Linked DNA regions of Homo sapiens: region 1 is linked to region 2. The links are chromatin contacts, found by Hi-C or POLR2A ChIA-PET in ENCODE. All regions are on one chromosome and are shown on one strand. The core of a region is the stretch at or near the end of the contact, and the rest is flanking DNA. Distances in the headings are between cores, read along the strand shown. Region 1 has its middle 88 kb from the start of SNHG20. Region 2 overlaps LOC105371899 (a long non-coding RNA gene).

The links. Hi-C counts contacts between places; a loop is a spot of excess contacts on that map. ChIA-PET counts read pairs that join two places held with the same protein, here RNA polymerase II (POLR2A). Pooled maps may share reads with other maps.
Region 1: a map of B cell shows a loop between it and region 2 (8-fold over the local background). The contact joins two enhancer-like sites. A Hi-C loop is called at or near these places in 7 of 168 maps with a recorded cell type or tissue (B cell, CD4-positive, alpha-beta T cell, CD8-positive, alpha-beta T cell and 3 more), 5 of 37 single-sample maps with no recorded cell type and 13 of 50 pooled maps. POLR2A ChIA-PET finds 5 or more read pairs at or near these places in 17 of 52 experiments (B cell, BJ, CD4-positive, alpha-beta T cell and 12 more).

The regions. Positions count from the first base shown.
Region 1 is chr17:76,996,850-77,003,826 of GRCh38, forward strand. No RefSeq gene overlaps it. Among named protein-coding and RNA genes, the nearest start is that of SNHG20, 88 kb to the right of the region's middle. RefSeq lists enhancers at 1,062-1,602, 1,558-1,637. Within about 2 kb of position 1,347, at least 5 of the 41 ENCODE cell types and tissues checked have a DNase peak (open chromatin) inside an H3K27ac peak, as active enhancers do; they include OCI-LY7, where a contact is called at or near this core.
Region 2 is chr17:76,952,735-76,959,747 of GRCh38, forward strand. The region is part of intron 2 of LOC105371899 (a long non-coding RNA gene); the gene reads right to left. Among named protein-coding and RNA genes, the nearest start is that of MGAT5B, 88 kb to the left of the region's middle. RefSeq lists an enhancer at 5,101-6,014. Within about 2 kb of position 5,510, at least 3 of the 41 ENCODE cell types and tissues checked have a DNase peak (open chromatin) inside an H3K27ac peak, as active enhancers do; they include OCI-LY7, where a contact is called at or near this core.

The DNA of each region.
Region 1 (6,977 bases), core at 97-2,596, 40 kb after region 2:
TCCCATGTGACGTCCAGCAGAAGCCCCCCCGAGCATCCTTCTGGGCACTGCCCCATCCCCTTCCAGACGGCCCCACTGGTAGGGTCCTTGGGTAGCCCCTTGTGATTCTCTCTCTGGTCTGCAAGGAACACTCCCATCTCCTTGCCCTGACACACAAACCTGGGCCTGTAGGGCTCCCGCTCCACCACCCGAATGGCCACAGCCATTTCCTCACCATGGAGATGTTTCTGGGGGAGGCAGACCCCTGGCCCCCTCACTCACGCATTTCCAGGCTGGGCCAGGTGTCCATGCTTTGCATTTCTCTGCTGCAGGAGACACATTTCAAGGCTCTCTGCAGGGGGTCCCATGAGTTCTCCTGATGCAGAGACAGAGCGGGGACCCGCCTAGGGGCCTGCCCGCACCCACCCCCCAACCACAGCATGGAAATAAAGGAAAAGTCTTGAGTTCCTTCAGGAGAAATTCCAGGCACTAGCTAGCCTTGGAGAATAAATGAGCAGCCGGATAAGCAGGAAGATAGCAACAAACAAGATGAGAGCAACAGGAGCCTCCCAAGCAAGCCAGAGGAACAAGGTGTTTTGGTTCCTACAGAAACTAAAGATAACATCTTCACATATGTTCTCGAGTTGTTTTTCAGAAACCCCCACTGCCAGCCTCTATCCTATAGACCTCAGATGTGGGGAACCGAGGGCGGCACTCTGACTGCCGTTCTTTGTTCAGAATTTCATCCTGAGAGGCCTGGAGAATCATGCCCATGGCCACACTGAGGTACAGCCTCCATGTATGGGTTTACAACTTTACCTGCAATGCACCCCTCGCTTTCCTGAAATGCATCCCTGCCTTTAAAAACCCTTGCCTGTGCTCACGCCTGTAATCCTGGCACTTTGGGAGGCTAAGGTGGGCAGATCACTTGAGGTCAGGGGTTCAAGACCCACCTGGCCAACATGGTGAAACCCCGTCTCTACTAAAAAATACAAAATTAGCCAGGCGTGGTGGCAGGTGCCTGTAACCCCAGCTACTCGGGAGGCTGAGGCAGGAGAATCGCTCGAACCCAGGAGGCGGAGGTTGCAGTGAGCCGAGATCATTCCACTGCACTCCAGCCTGGGCGACAAGAGCAAAACTCGGTCTCAAAACAAACAAACAAACAAACAAAACCCCTGCTTGTGAGCCGTCGGGAGTTTGGGTCTTCAGCCTTAGCTGCCTGTTCCCCTCGCTTGGCGCCCCGCTGTAAGTGCCCTTTTTGAGACAGCTGGGGAAAGCAGAACAGGGACGGGGGAAGGGTCCCTGTTTTCCTTACACACCATGCTGACTGCAGCCATACTCAGCCATGCAGCCCTGTAACCACAAACGCTTCCTTTCACAAAAATAGGCCAAGTAAATCTAAAACACACAGAGTGCTTAAACCACAAATGTCGTGGCTGTTAACAGTAGGGACTCTCCACAATCCCCAAATGCACATCCCCAGCAAGGTCCTAGCCCGCCCTAACTGTACCTTTGCTTCATTTTAATGGTAAACATCATACCCCGGATGGAAAGTTGAGATGCTAATGAGACATGCGTCGCGTGAAGAAGCGTGACAGAGACTGTGCAGTCATGATGGACAGACCACCCTAAACATGCAATGATGTCATCTGGAGGAGGCCGGAAGGAAAATAAATCAACAGTCCGACCAGCTTTGGGGAGCCAGCTGCAGGTCTCTTCCTGTACTGTCCCCCTTGCTGCTCCAGCTGAAAGCCCTGATAAACTGCCTTGCTCAAGCCCATCTTAGACTCTCGGTCAACTTCTATTTTCTGAGGGTCCACTGGCTGGGAACGCTGTGCTCTTGGAAACTCTCCCTTCTAGGGTTCTGGGAGAGGGTGAGGGGGCTCAAGAGACCGGGGCGGTTCTCCTTCATCCTGCTGTAAATCCTGCACCTGACAGGGCAGGGTCCCTGGTATCTATAGCATCATCTCTCCAGCCAAAACTCAGCCCTGCTCTAACAGCCTGAGACAGTGCCCTTTCTAAATACAGTGCTGTGATATGATGGCAACTCACATGTATCAAGCATTCACTGCAACAAACACTTTGAGGGATTAGCTCGCAGAACCCTCACAGCCCTAGGAGCTAGACACTGCGTGCAGGAGAGGTAACTGACCCAAAGAATGCCTGGCCTCTGACCTGGTTACCGCGGAGGAGGGTGATCTCTAGGCCACACCATGTCCCTCCTGACAGGAGTGTCTTTGTTGCCCAAGGGCTTTGGCCCCTGGAGGGTCCAGCAATGCGGTTTATGATGGGGGCCTCAGGACATCCCGTATCAGTGCCGACCTCCAGAGGGACTGAAGAGGATAGGTGAGTCACATGGTTAGCGTGTGATGGAGCCCCAGGAAAAGCTCTGGACCCCAAAGCCTCAGGTGAGCTTCCCTGGCAGGAAGCACTCTTGAATGTTGTCAGGCATTAGGGCCAGGAGGTGGGAAGACCGCCCAGGGTTCCCTGGGGAGAAGATGGCCAGAGGCTCCGCGTTTAGATCCCATCAGACTTTGGCCTGTGCATCTTGTCCCATGGCTGGTCCTAATTTGTAACTTATTTATTTATTTATTTATTTATTTATATATTCTGAGACAGAGTCTTGCTCTATCACCTGGGCTGGAGTGCAGTAGTTTGATCTCGGCTCATTGCAACCTCCACCTCCTGGGTTCAAGCAATTCTCCTGCCTCAGCCTCCTCAATAGCTGGGATTATAGGCGTGCGCCACCGTGCCTGGCTAATTTTTGTATTTTTAGGAGAGGTGGGGTTTCACCATGTTGGCCAGACTGGTCTTGAACTCCTGACCTTGTGATCCGGCTGCCTCAGCCTCCCAAAGTGCTGGGATTACAGGTGTGAGCTATTGCGCCAGGCCATTAATTTGTAACCTTTTGCGGTAACTATAATTGTTAAGTATAGCACTCTCCTGAGTTCTGTAGGTCATTCTAGAAAATTATCAAATGAGACGGTGGTTGTGCGGGCCCCCAAATTCATAGCAAGCTGGTCTAAAGTGAGGGTGGTCCTGGGACCCTCATTGTTGTGGCTGGGGTCTGAAGTGGGGGCTGCCTTGTGGAACCTGTACCCTCTGACCATAGAGTTTCCAGAATTCACCACAGATGCTGTCATGATCTCTGCTTCACAGATGGGGAGGTAGATGGACACTGAGGTTTCGTGACCTGCCCAAGGCCAGGCAGTTATATAATCTGTTATATAATCTGCAAATTTAAAAATACTTAATCTAGGCCAGGTGCAGTGGCTCACACCTACAATCCTAGCACTTTGGGAGGCCGAGGTGGGAGGATCACTTGAGGTCAGGAGTTCGAAACCAGCCTGGCCAACATGGTGAAACCCCGTCTCTAGTAAAAATACAAAAAAAATTAGCTGGGTATGGTGGAGGGCACCTGTAATCCCAGCTACTTGGGAGGCTGAGGCAGGAGAATTGCTTGAACCTGGGAGGCAAAGATTGCAGTGAGCCAAGATTGGGCCACTGCACTCCCAACCTGGGTGACAGAGTGAGATCTGTCTCAAAATAATAATAATAATAAGTAAGTAAATAAATAAATAAATAAATAATAAAGTTAAAAAGCACTTAATCCAGCTGGGCGAGGTGGCTCACACCTGTAATCCCAGCACTTTGGGAAGCCGAGGTGGGCGGATCACAAGGTCAGGAGATCGAGACCATCCTGGCTAACACGGTGAAACCCCGTGTCTACTAAAAATACAAAAAGTTAGCTGGGTGCGATGGCGGGCGTTGTGGCAGGCACCTGTAGTCGCAGCTACTCGGGAGGCTGAGGCAGGAGAATGGCGTGAACCCGGGAGGCAGAGCTTGCAGTGAGCTGAGATCTCACCACTGCACTCCAGCCTGGGAGACAGAGTGAGACTCCGTCTCAAAAAAAAAAAAAAAAAAAAGCACTGAATCCTAAGTGAACGAATGCAGGAACAGAAAACCATGTTCTCACTTATAAGTGGGAGCTAAACATTGAGTACACCTGGACACAAAGAAGAGACCAACAGACACCAGGGTCTATTTGAGGGTGGCGGGTGGGAAGACGGCGAGGATTGAAAAATGACCTATCGGCTGGGCACAGTGGCTCATGCCTGTAATCCCAGCACTTGGGAGGCCGAGGCAGGTGGATCACGAGGTCAGGAGTTCGAGACCAGCCTGGCCAACATAGTGAAACCCCGTCTCTACTAAAAATACAAAAATTAGCCGGGCATGGTGGCATGCACCTGTAGTCCCAGCTACTCGGGAGGCTGAGGCAGGAGAATCACTTGAACCAGGGAGGTGGAGACTGTAGTGAGCTGAGATCGTGCCATTGCACTCCAGCTGGGGGAATAGAGTGAGATTCCATCAGAAAGAAAGAAAGAAAGAAAGAAAGAAAGAAAGAAAGAAAGAAAGAAAGAAAGAAAAGAAAGAAAAGAAAGAAAAGAAAGAAAAGAAAGAAAGAAAGACAGACAAACGACCTATCCGTACCCCAGAGACATGCAATTTACTCATGGAAGTAAACTGCACATGTACCTCCTGACCCTAAAATAAATGTTGGAAAGGAAAAAATATACCCAACAAAACAAAACAAGATAAAACAAGGGCAGGCATGGTGGCTCATGCCTGTAATCCCAGCGCTTTGGGAGGCAGAGATGGGAAGATCCCTTGAGTCCAGGAGTTTGAGACCAGCCTGGGCAACATAGCAAAACCCTGAGACCCCCATCTCTACAGAAAATATAAGATTTGGCCAGGCATGGTGGCATGCACCTGTGGTCCTGGCTACTTGGGAGGCTGAAGCGGGAGGATATTTTGAGCCTGGGAGGTAGAGGCTGCAGTGAGCCATGGTCCTGCCACTGCATTCCAGGCTGGCCAATGCAGCGAGATCCTGTCTCAAACAAAACAAAGCAAAACAAAAAAACACAAGAACCCTCCCCAACAAGAAACCTAACCCTCTATCCATGGGCCACAGCGATCCCAAGGAGCATGTCCTACAAGTGTAGACCGAACCCCGGGAGAAGGAGAGGGGAACAGGGCTCTGGACCTGCGGGGCGGGGTTTCCTCCATATTGCCTCCCTTACGATGCAGTGATGAGGATCTTTATAGGTCTTTTGGGGGTGACCGCCGTCCACACCCCACCCCCTCCAAAACCCAGTATCAGTTATCAGAGATGGGCTAGATCAGTGATGGCAGAAGGGGTGTGAAGTATTGCTCAGATGGATCCCTGCCTGACATTATTAGAAGGAGCAGTGCCCCCCACCCTCATCGGCACACTGGGTTTGGCCTCAGGCTGTTCCCTGAGGCTGGCACAGAACCCTGGGGCAGCCCTGGCCTCGGTGCTTCCTGGGGAGCAGATCCCATTACTAAGGAGACCACCCACACTGTATGTCCTTTGCTTCCAGAATTGCACCCAGGCTGACCCTCCACCCGCAGCAGCATTCTCGCCACCCCCAGGGTCCATAGTTCAGTTACACAAGGAGCTTAGGCTTTATCCTATCCCAAACTGTGCCCTGGCCTGGTTGGCTGCGGAAGAACAAAGACGGGAACGTAATGAGTCACCATGCCATCACTCTCCCGGAGACCTCCCAGGTGGGGGACGCCTGACTTGGGTTCATTCATTCATTCGGCAAATATTTATCAAATGCTTACGATGTATCTCGCCCTATTCGAGGCCCTGGAGACAGAGCAGTGACCAAAGAGATTAATAATCTCTTTTGAGAAGCCGACATCCTAGTGGGAGAAAATAGACAGTAAACCTAGTGAGTGAATCATACAATACAACGGTCCTCAGCCCTGGTGCCCAGCACCCCACTGACGGCAGGCCCTTTCCAGGCAAGCTGCCAAGTGCTGGCCCCTGTAACGTGTTCAGCTGAGGATTCATCCCAGGCCAGGAATATGGGTGCAAGAGAGTGGGGTGTAGGGTCGGGAGATGCACAGAGGAGGGGTGGCTGGTTTCCAAAAATGGCCCCAGCAATATTTCCATGTCTGCATGCTTTTCCTTCAGGAGCTGGTGTCTATTTCCCCTCCCCTTCAACCTGGTTGGGCTGGTGACTGTCTGACGAACCGAATGAGGTTGAAATGATGCTGTGTGACTTCGAGTCTACTTTATGAAAGGCCTTTCACTTGGCTGTCTCTCTCTTTGTGTGTGTGTGTGTGTGTGTGTGTGTCTAATATGTAGCCACTAGCTGCACGTGACCGCCGAGCACTTAAAATGTGGCTAGTGCAACTAAGCAACTGAATTTTTAGTTTTACTTAATTTTAACCCTCCCCTCTCTCCCCTCCCCGCTCCTCTTTCTTTCTTTTTTGAGACCGGGTCTCACTCTGACACCCAGGCCGGAGTGCAGAGGTGCAATCTCGGCTCACTGCAACCTCTGCTTCCTCGGTTCAAGCAATTCCCATGCCTCAACCTCCCAAGTAGCTGGGACTACAGGTGCGTGCCACCACGCCCAGCTAATTTTTTGTTTTTGAGATGGAGTTTTGCTCTTTGTTGCCTAGGCTGGAGTACAGTGGTACAATCTCAACTCACCGCAGCCTCTGTCTCCCAGGTTCAAGCAATTCTCCCGCCTCAGCCTCCCTAGTAGCTGGGCTTACAGGCGCCCGCCAACACGCCCAGCTGATTTTTATATTTTTAGTAGAGACAGGGTTTCGCCATGTTGGCCAAGCTGGTCTCAAACTCCTGGCCTCAAGTGATCCGCCTGCCTCAGCCTCCCGAAGTGCTGAGGTTACTGGTGTGAGCCACTGAGCCCAGCCAATAGTAATACATTTTCACTGAAATTGCAATAGCAACATATGGCACCAGCTCACTCTCTCTTGCCACCCACGTATGGAGTCAACAAGTAAGAGGTGAAACCCTGTCTCTATTAAAAATGCAAAAATTAGCTGGGTGTGGTGGCGGGCACCTGTAATCCCAGCTACTAGGGAGGCTGAGGCAGAAGAATTGCTTGAACCCAGGAGACAGAGGCTGCAGTGAGTTGAGATTGCACCACTGTACTCCAGCC
Region 2 (7,013 bases), core at 4,260-6,759:
AATCTGAGGTAGAAGGATCACTTAAGCCCAGGAGTTCAAGCAACATGGCAAGAACCCATCTCTACAAAAATTGTTATTATTTTTATTTTTTTGAGATGGAGTCTGTCATCCAGGCTGGAGTACAGTGGTGTGATCTTGGCTCACTGCAACCCCCGCCTCCCAGGTTCAAGCAATTCTCCTGCCTCAGCCTCCCGAGTAGCTGGGATTACTGGGATTACAGGCACCTGCTACCACGCCCAGCTAATTTTTGTATTTTTAGTAGAGACAGGGTTTCGCCATGTTAACCAGACTGGTTTCAAACTCCTGACCTTAGGTGATCCACCCACCTCGGCCTCCCAGTGCTAGGATTACAGGCACGACCCAGGGCGCCCGGCCTACAAAAATTATTTAAAAATTAGCTAGTGTGGCAAGTGCCGGTGGTCTCAGCTACTTGGGAGACTGAGGTGGGAGGATCGCTTGATCACTTGAGCCCGGGAGGTCCAGGCTGCAGTGAGCTGTGATCATGCCGCACCACCGCCCTCTAGCCTGAGTGAGAGTGAGGCCCTGTCTCCAAAAAAAAAAAAAAAGACTATTTTTTTGAGCAGTTTTATGTTCACAGCAAAGTTGGGTGGAAAGTAGATTTCCCATATGCCACCTCCCCCACATACACAGGCCACCCCCACCATCCACATCCCCTACCAGAGTGGTCCATGTGTTCCAATCTATGAGCCTACACTGACGTATCATCAACCAAACACAGTTCACATTAGGGCTCACTCCTGGTGCCGTGTATTCTACGTGTTTTGACAAATCTTTAATGAGATGTATCCACTATTATGGCACCATACAGAGTGGTTCCATTGCCCTAAAAATCCTCTGTGCTACCCCTGTACATCTCTGCCTCCTCCTAACCCTGGAAAACCATGATCTTCCGACCATCTCCGTAGTCTCACCTTTTCCAGATCATCAGGTAGTTGGAGCCCTACAGTTTGTAGCCTTCTCAGATTGGCTCCTTTCCCCCTAGTACCTCGTAACATGCATCTAACATTCCTCTGCATCTTCTCGTGGCCCGGTGCCTCATTTCCATTTAGCACTGAATAATATTCCATTGTCTGGATGGATCACAGTTTGTTTACAAATTCACCTACTGAAGGACATCTTGGTTGCCTCCAAGTTTTGGCAGTTCTGAATAAAGCTGCTATAAATGTTCACTTCCAAGTTTTTGAGTGGAATCCATTTTCTTTTCTATTTTCTTTTCTGCTTATAACAGTCACAGTCATTTGTTTTGCTCACAGATCTGCAATTTGGGCAGGGCCTGGTGGAGGTAATTTGTCTCTGCTTCACATGGCATCAGCTGAGGTGGCTTGCCCCAAGGCTGGAGAATCACTTCCAGGACAGCTCACTCATGTGGCTGGCAAGTTGGTGCTGTCGGCTGGGGAGCTCAGCAGGGGATTTGGGCTGGGGGCCATGGTTCCCATCCATGTAGGCCTTTCCAAGGACTCTTGTGCTTCCGTGCAGCATGGTGGCTGGGTTCCAAGAGTGAACATCCCAGGAGAATAAGGTGGAAGTGAAAGGCATTTTTTTGAACTAGCCTTGGAAGCCACATGCTGTCAATGCTGGCATACTCTATTGGTCAAGAGAGTCACAAAGCTCCTCCTGCTGCAGCTCATGAGGAGGGGACATAGATGCCACCCCTCAATGGGAGGGGTGTCAAAGTCACAGCAGAAGAAGTGCTCGTGGAATGGGATATAGTGTTGCCTCTATCTTTGGAAAATATAATCTGCCAAAGATGCAGCTTGGTCTTCCAGCATTTCTGGACTGTTGTCCTCATCCGGTCCAAGATGGGTCCCCTCTAAGGCCTCATTCCATCCAATGAAAGAGAAAAAGGAGAGGGGGAGTCAGCTCATGCTGCTTCTGATTGTGCTCCATTGGCCAGAGCTTAGTCACATGGCCATACTTAGGTTTACCGGTTTATTGTAAAGGATTTTACAAAGAGTAGAGATGAAGAGATGCGTAGGGTGAGGTATGAAGGGGGCGGAGGACACGGAACTTCCGTGCCCTCCCTGGACGGCCACCTCCCAGGAACCTCCACATGTTCAGCTGTCCAGAAGCTCCTGGACACAATTTCCAACAACTAATTCGGGTAAATGCCAAGGAACACGATTGCTGGATCGTATGGTAAAAGTATGTTTAGCTTTGTAAGAAACTGCCAAGCTGTCTTCCCAAGTGGCTATAGCATTTTGTATTACCAGCCCTGAATGAGAATTCCTGTTGCTCCACAGCCTCACCAGCATTTGGGGTTGTCAGTGTTTTGGATTTGGGCCATTCTGATAGATGTGCAGTGGTATCTCATTGCTGTTTTAATTTGCATTTCCCTGATGACATATGACGTGACATATATATTTGCCATCTGTGTATCGTCTTTGGCGAAGTGTCTGTTCAGGTCTTTTGCCCATTTTTTAATTGAGTTGTTTTCTTAGTATTGAGTTTTAATAGGTCTTTATATATCAACCTACTTTTGAATCCTGTCTGAACTTTTAAATGAAGCTGAAGGGGCTGGCTGGCAGTAGTGGGGGAGAAGTTGAGAATTAGAAAGAATTTGCAGCCCAGATGTCAGTGCCAGGCAGAGCTGCGGCTCCCACACCTTCCTCTGAAGCTGGCCACGCCTCCTTCAGCCCTGGCCCAACTCTGAACAGTGGAGGGAAGGGCAGGCACGGGCCGGCCTCACCACCGCCCTGCCAGGTGACCACCCCTCCCCACTCACAGGTGAGGAAACAGGTGTGATGAAGCCCCTCAGCCCATGGACTCACCTGAGCCAATTAAACCAAAAACCAAAATATCTAGGCAGGGCGGCTCATGCCTGTAATCCCAGAACTTTGGGAGGCCGACGTAGGCAGATCATTTGAAATCAGGGGTTCGAGACCAGCCTGGCCAACATGGTGAAACCCCGTCTGTACTAAAAATACAAAAATTAGCTGGGCATGGTGGTGCGCGCCTATAATCCCAGCTACTCGGCAGGCTGAGGCAGGAGAATCGCTTGAGCCCAGGAGGTGGAGGTTGAGGCTCCATCTCAAAAAAAAAAAATTTCCTATTTTTAGAGTCAGGGTCTCACTCTGTCACCCAGGCTGGAGCCCTCAAACTTCTGGGCTCAAGCAATCTTCCCACCTCAGCTTCCTGAGTAGCTGGGACCACAGGCATGCGTCACCAAACCTGGCTAATTTTTTTTATAGAGATGGGGGTGGGGGGGCGTCTCACTATGTTGCCCAGACTTGTCTTAAACTCCTAGGCTCAAGTGATCCTCCCACCTCGGCCTCCCCAAGTGCTGGGATTACAGGCGTGAGCCACCGCACCCAGCTGGGCATCAGCATTTCATAAAGCACTCCTCTATGTGTCTAGTGTGGTTCTACTGTGAACCACTGCACTTACCCATCATACCTGGCTAGCTCCTCTCTGCAGCCCTCATGGCTTTGCCCTCCAAGGAGGGAGAGGAGGTTGAGTACCAACTTGGGGAGGCCTCATTTGAAGCCTTGGCCTCCAGCCCCAGCCCCTGGGCTGAAGCAACTTCTCTTGCAGCCCAGGGCCCACTAGGCTGAATCCAGTGGAGGAAAAGGTGGGGGATCCAGCTGGACCTGGGGGCAAAGGATGCAAACAGGCCTCGGCTGGCTCCAAGACAGTCCTGAAGTTCAAGGGCAGGAGAAATAACATGAGTGGGAGGCTGGTAACAAGTTCTGTCCCTCACAGCCAGGGAAGCTGAAGGGCAGCAGAGAGGACGGGGTCCCAGGTCCCAGCAGGACTGTAGGAGGCCAGCTGCCTGTGGAGGTCCAGGAGGCAGTCCCCACCCTGGGTTCTTCTCTTGGCAGCCAAAGCACCCTCTTAGCTGGGCCTGGCGGGGCTGGAGGCCGAGCAGCTAGACCTGGGGACCTGCCTTCCCTGTGCTCTGGCCCTGCAGCTGCCCCAGCTGCCTTGGCTGACTTAGAAGGCTCCCAAAGACCCTGTATGTTCCCTAACCCCACCTTCCCACACCCTCCCCTGGGGAAGATCTGACTTCTGGGAGGCAAGAGCCCAGGCAGTTTGGGGTCTCAAAAAAGAGGTCCGTAGGGTTTAGGTTTGTCCACCCCTTTCTGCCCGACCACACTGGCTCCTCCAAGTATCGGCCTAGCACTCTCTAAAAGGGAATCACGTATTCCCTTAAAGGGGGCGGGGCCCTCTTTTCAGGACTGTGCTAGGGTGAGGCTGCCCTGCTCCTCCTTGGCTGTGCAGGTGCAGACCCCACCACCCCATCCCAACAAGCCCGACTCAGAAGGGAAGATGGGGTGAAAGCCCCGTCACGGTCCTCGCGAGAGCCCCGAGCTCCTCACCAGGCTGGCACCTGGCACCCCAACCTGCTGCTTCGGAACTTCCTCTTAGTTTGCACTTCAGCTTCCTCCTCTGTAGAATAAGGGACATAATCCTGGGACACAGGTGTTTTGAGGACTAAAGGAGGTGAGGCAGGTAAGATTCCAGGTGCTGCCTCTGAGATGAGGTGGCTGTTGATGACTGCAAGACACTCAGCTGCTCTGGGGAGCCGCGCTGTCTCCAGGGGCAAGGAGCTGCCGCCCCTCCTAGCAGGAGAGCACAGTAAGGCTCAAGCGGTCCCTGGCTCCCAGCCTGCCGCCACCCAAGATTGGAAACCCCAAACCTGGGGGAACTTCTCACCGCGGCTGCTGGGGGGTGGCTGTCCTTGGGCAGAACAACACAGAAGATGCTGTGGGTTGAATTGTGTTCCCCCCAAAAGATGCATTGAAGGCACCCCTGGTGCCTGTGAATAGGATCTTACTTGGAAATAGGGTGTGTGCAGATGTTCTTCAATTTGAGATGAGGCCAGACTGGATTAGCAGAGGCCTTAAGTCCAATGACTGGTGTCCTTATCAGAAGAGGACCCGGGGACACACAGGGAAGAAATCCCTGTGAAGACAGAGGCAGAGATCAGAGCCATGCAGCTGCGCCAGCAAACACTAAGGCCTGCTGGTGACCGCCGGAAGCTGGGAGGGCAAAGATGGACCCTTCTCTGGCGCCTTCAGAGGGAATACGGCCCTGCTGGCACCCTGATGCTGGACTTCTGGCCTCTAGAACTGTGAGGAAATACGCTCCCGCGGTTTTAAGCCACAGCCGGTGGTAAGTGACTATAACAGCCATGGGAAGCTCACACAGAAGGGGTCAGACTTCTGCTGCCTTTCAAGATAATAAGAGGCTGAGCCACGCATCCCGAGTCGGGAGGTAAACGGCCCCCTAGCCAGGCCGCTGGCTCCAGCATGCAGCCCGCTTTGTCTTTTCGCAGAAAAGCAAAGTGTTTGCTGAAAAAAGGCATCGAAGGAAAGAGAACACAGCTCCCCAGGGATGCAGACCAGTCCCTCCGCCCCAAATAAACACCCACAACACAGACCTTCAGGGCACCTGGGGTGCAGAATCCAGGCGCTTACAGCAGGAGAAGGGGGTGGTCCCCAAGCCTGACTTTTCAGGTTGATTCTGCGCTCCTCTGGGACTGGGCCACTCTCCGAGTCAGCCTGAGATCATCTCCCTCTGAGTCTCAGCTAAAAATAGTCCAGGCTCCGACGTCTGCATATATTTGAATATTGGGCTCAAGAGACCGTGATTCTGGGGAAACGGTGCAGCTGGTTCCCCCTGATGTTGGAGCGTGAAGCCAACAGAGCACGTTCTCCCCATTAAACTCTCAGCTCCCACAGCTGCCCAGGCCTGACCACCAGCGCCTCTTCCTTAGAGACCCTTCGTGGGGTGTCTTCTCCAGTCTGGGGCCCCATGAAGCAGCCCAGAGCTGGGTGGGATTTGGCTTTTGGAGTGCTGGGAGAGTTTCAGGCTGGGGTCTGAGCCCTGGGAGGGCTCCTTGAGCCCACAGCAGATACCCCTGGCCCCCATGGCTCCCCCAGCCCCATGCTGGTGCCCACCCCATCCTTGGACCTCTGAAGGCAGAGGGTGGGTGGAGACTATGAATCCCCCGGCCTTGTCTCAAGCTGGACTTAGACACCCTCACTTTCCCCTCTCTTTTCCCTCTCCCCATCACCATCCGTTCAGCAAACATTCTCCCAGGAGCAGTGCTTGGTAAGGCACTAGGCCCGGAGGGTACAGTCTCCTGTCTAGTAGTGGCTGTGTCCTGAGCCCCTGTGTCCAGGGCTGGGGCCTGCTGAGGACTCAAGTGGGCTTCCTGAATCTGCTGGTGCCTGATTTTAATCAGTTCTGGAGACCGCTCTGCCAATATCTCTGATCTTCCTTCTCCCATAGTGACAGACCCTCTCCCAATCTCCCTGTGCTGGGGATGGGTGTTTTTGCTCTGTCCTTCCACGGAGACCGCAGAACTGAAGGGGCCTGGCTTTATGCAGGGGTCTCGATTCTGCATGTCCATCCCCCAGGCCACACCTCTCATCTCCGTGGAGGAGTCAGAGTCCAAGCCCTGGACCCCAGGACCAGGAAGCCTCGGCCTGCGCTGGCCACACTCACGCAGCCACCGTCTGGTTTTCAGCTCCTGGTTCACTCCGGCCCTTGGGCTTCCCCTCCTTCCTGCAAACTCATCTCTGCCTTAAGCTGGATGTGGATGCTTGTGGTTGTTCCTTTCCTTTCCTTTCCTTCCTTTCTCTTCTTCCCTTTCCTTTCTCTTCTTCTCCCCCTCTCCTCCCCTCCGCTTTTCTTCTCTTCTCTTGACTGAGTCTTGTGCTCTGTCACCCAGGCTGGAGGGCAGTGGCGCGATCCTGGATCACTGCAACCTCCACCTCCTGGGTTCAAGCAATTCTCCTGCCTCAGCCTGTCGCGTAGCTGGGGTTACAGGCACCCACCACCACTCCTGGCTATTTTTTTTTTTTTGTATTTTTAGTAGAGACAGGGTTTTGCCATGTTGTCCATGCTGATCTCACACTCCTGACCTCAACTGATCTGCCCGCCTTGGCCTCCCAAAGTCCTAGGGTGACAGAGCCACCGTGTCCGGCCGGTTTCTTTTATTTTCTGGTGTTTCATGAAGAAAGGCTACGCAGTTCCCGTGCCTGACA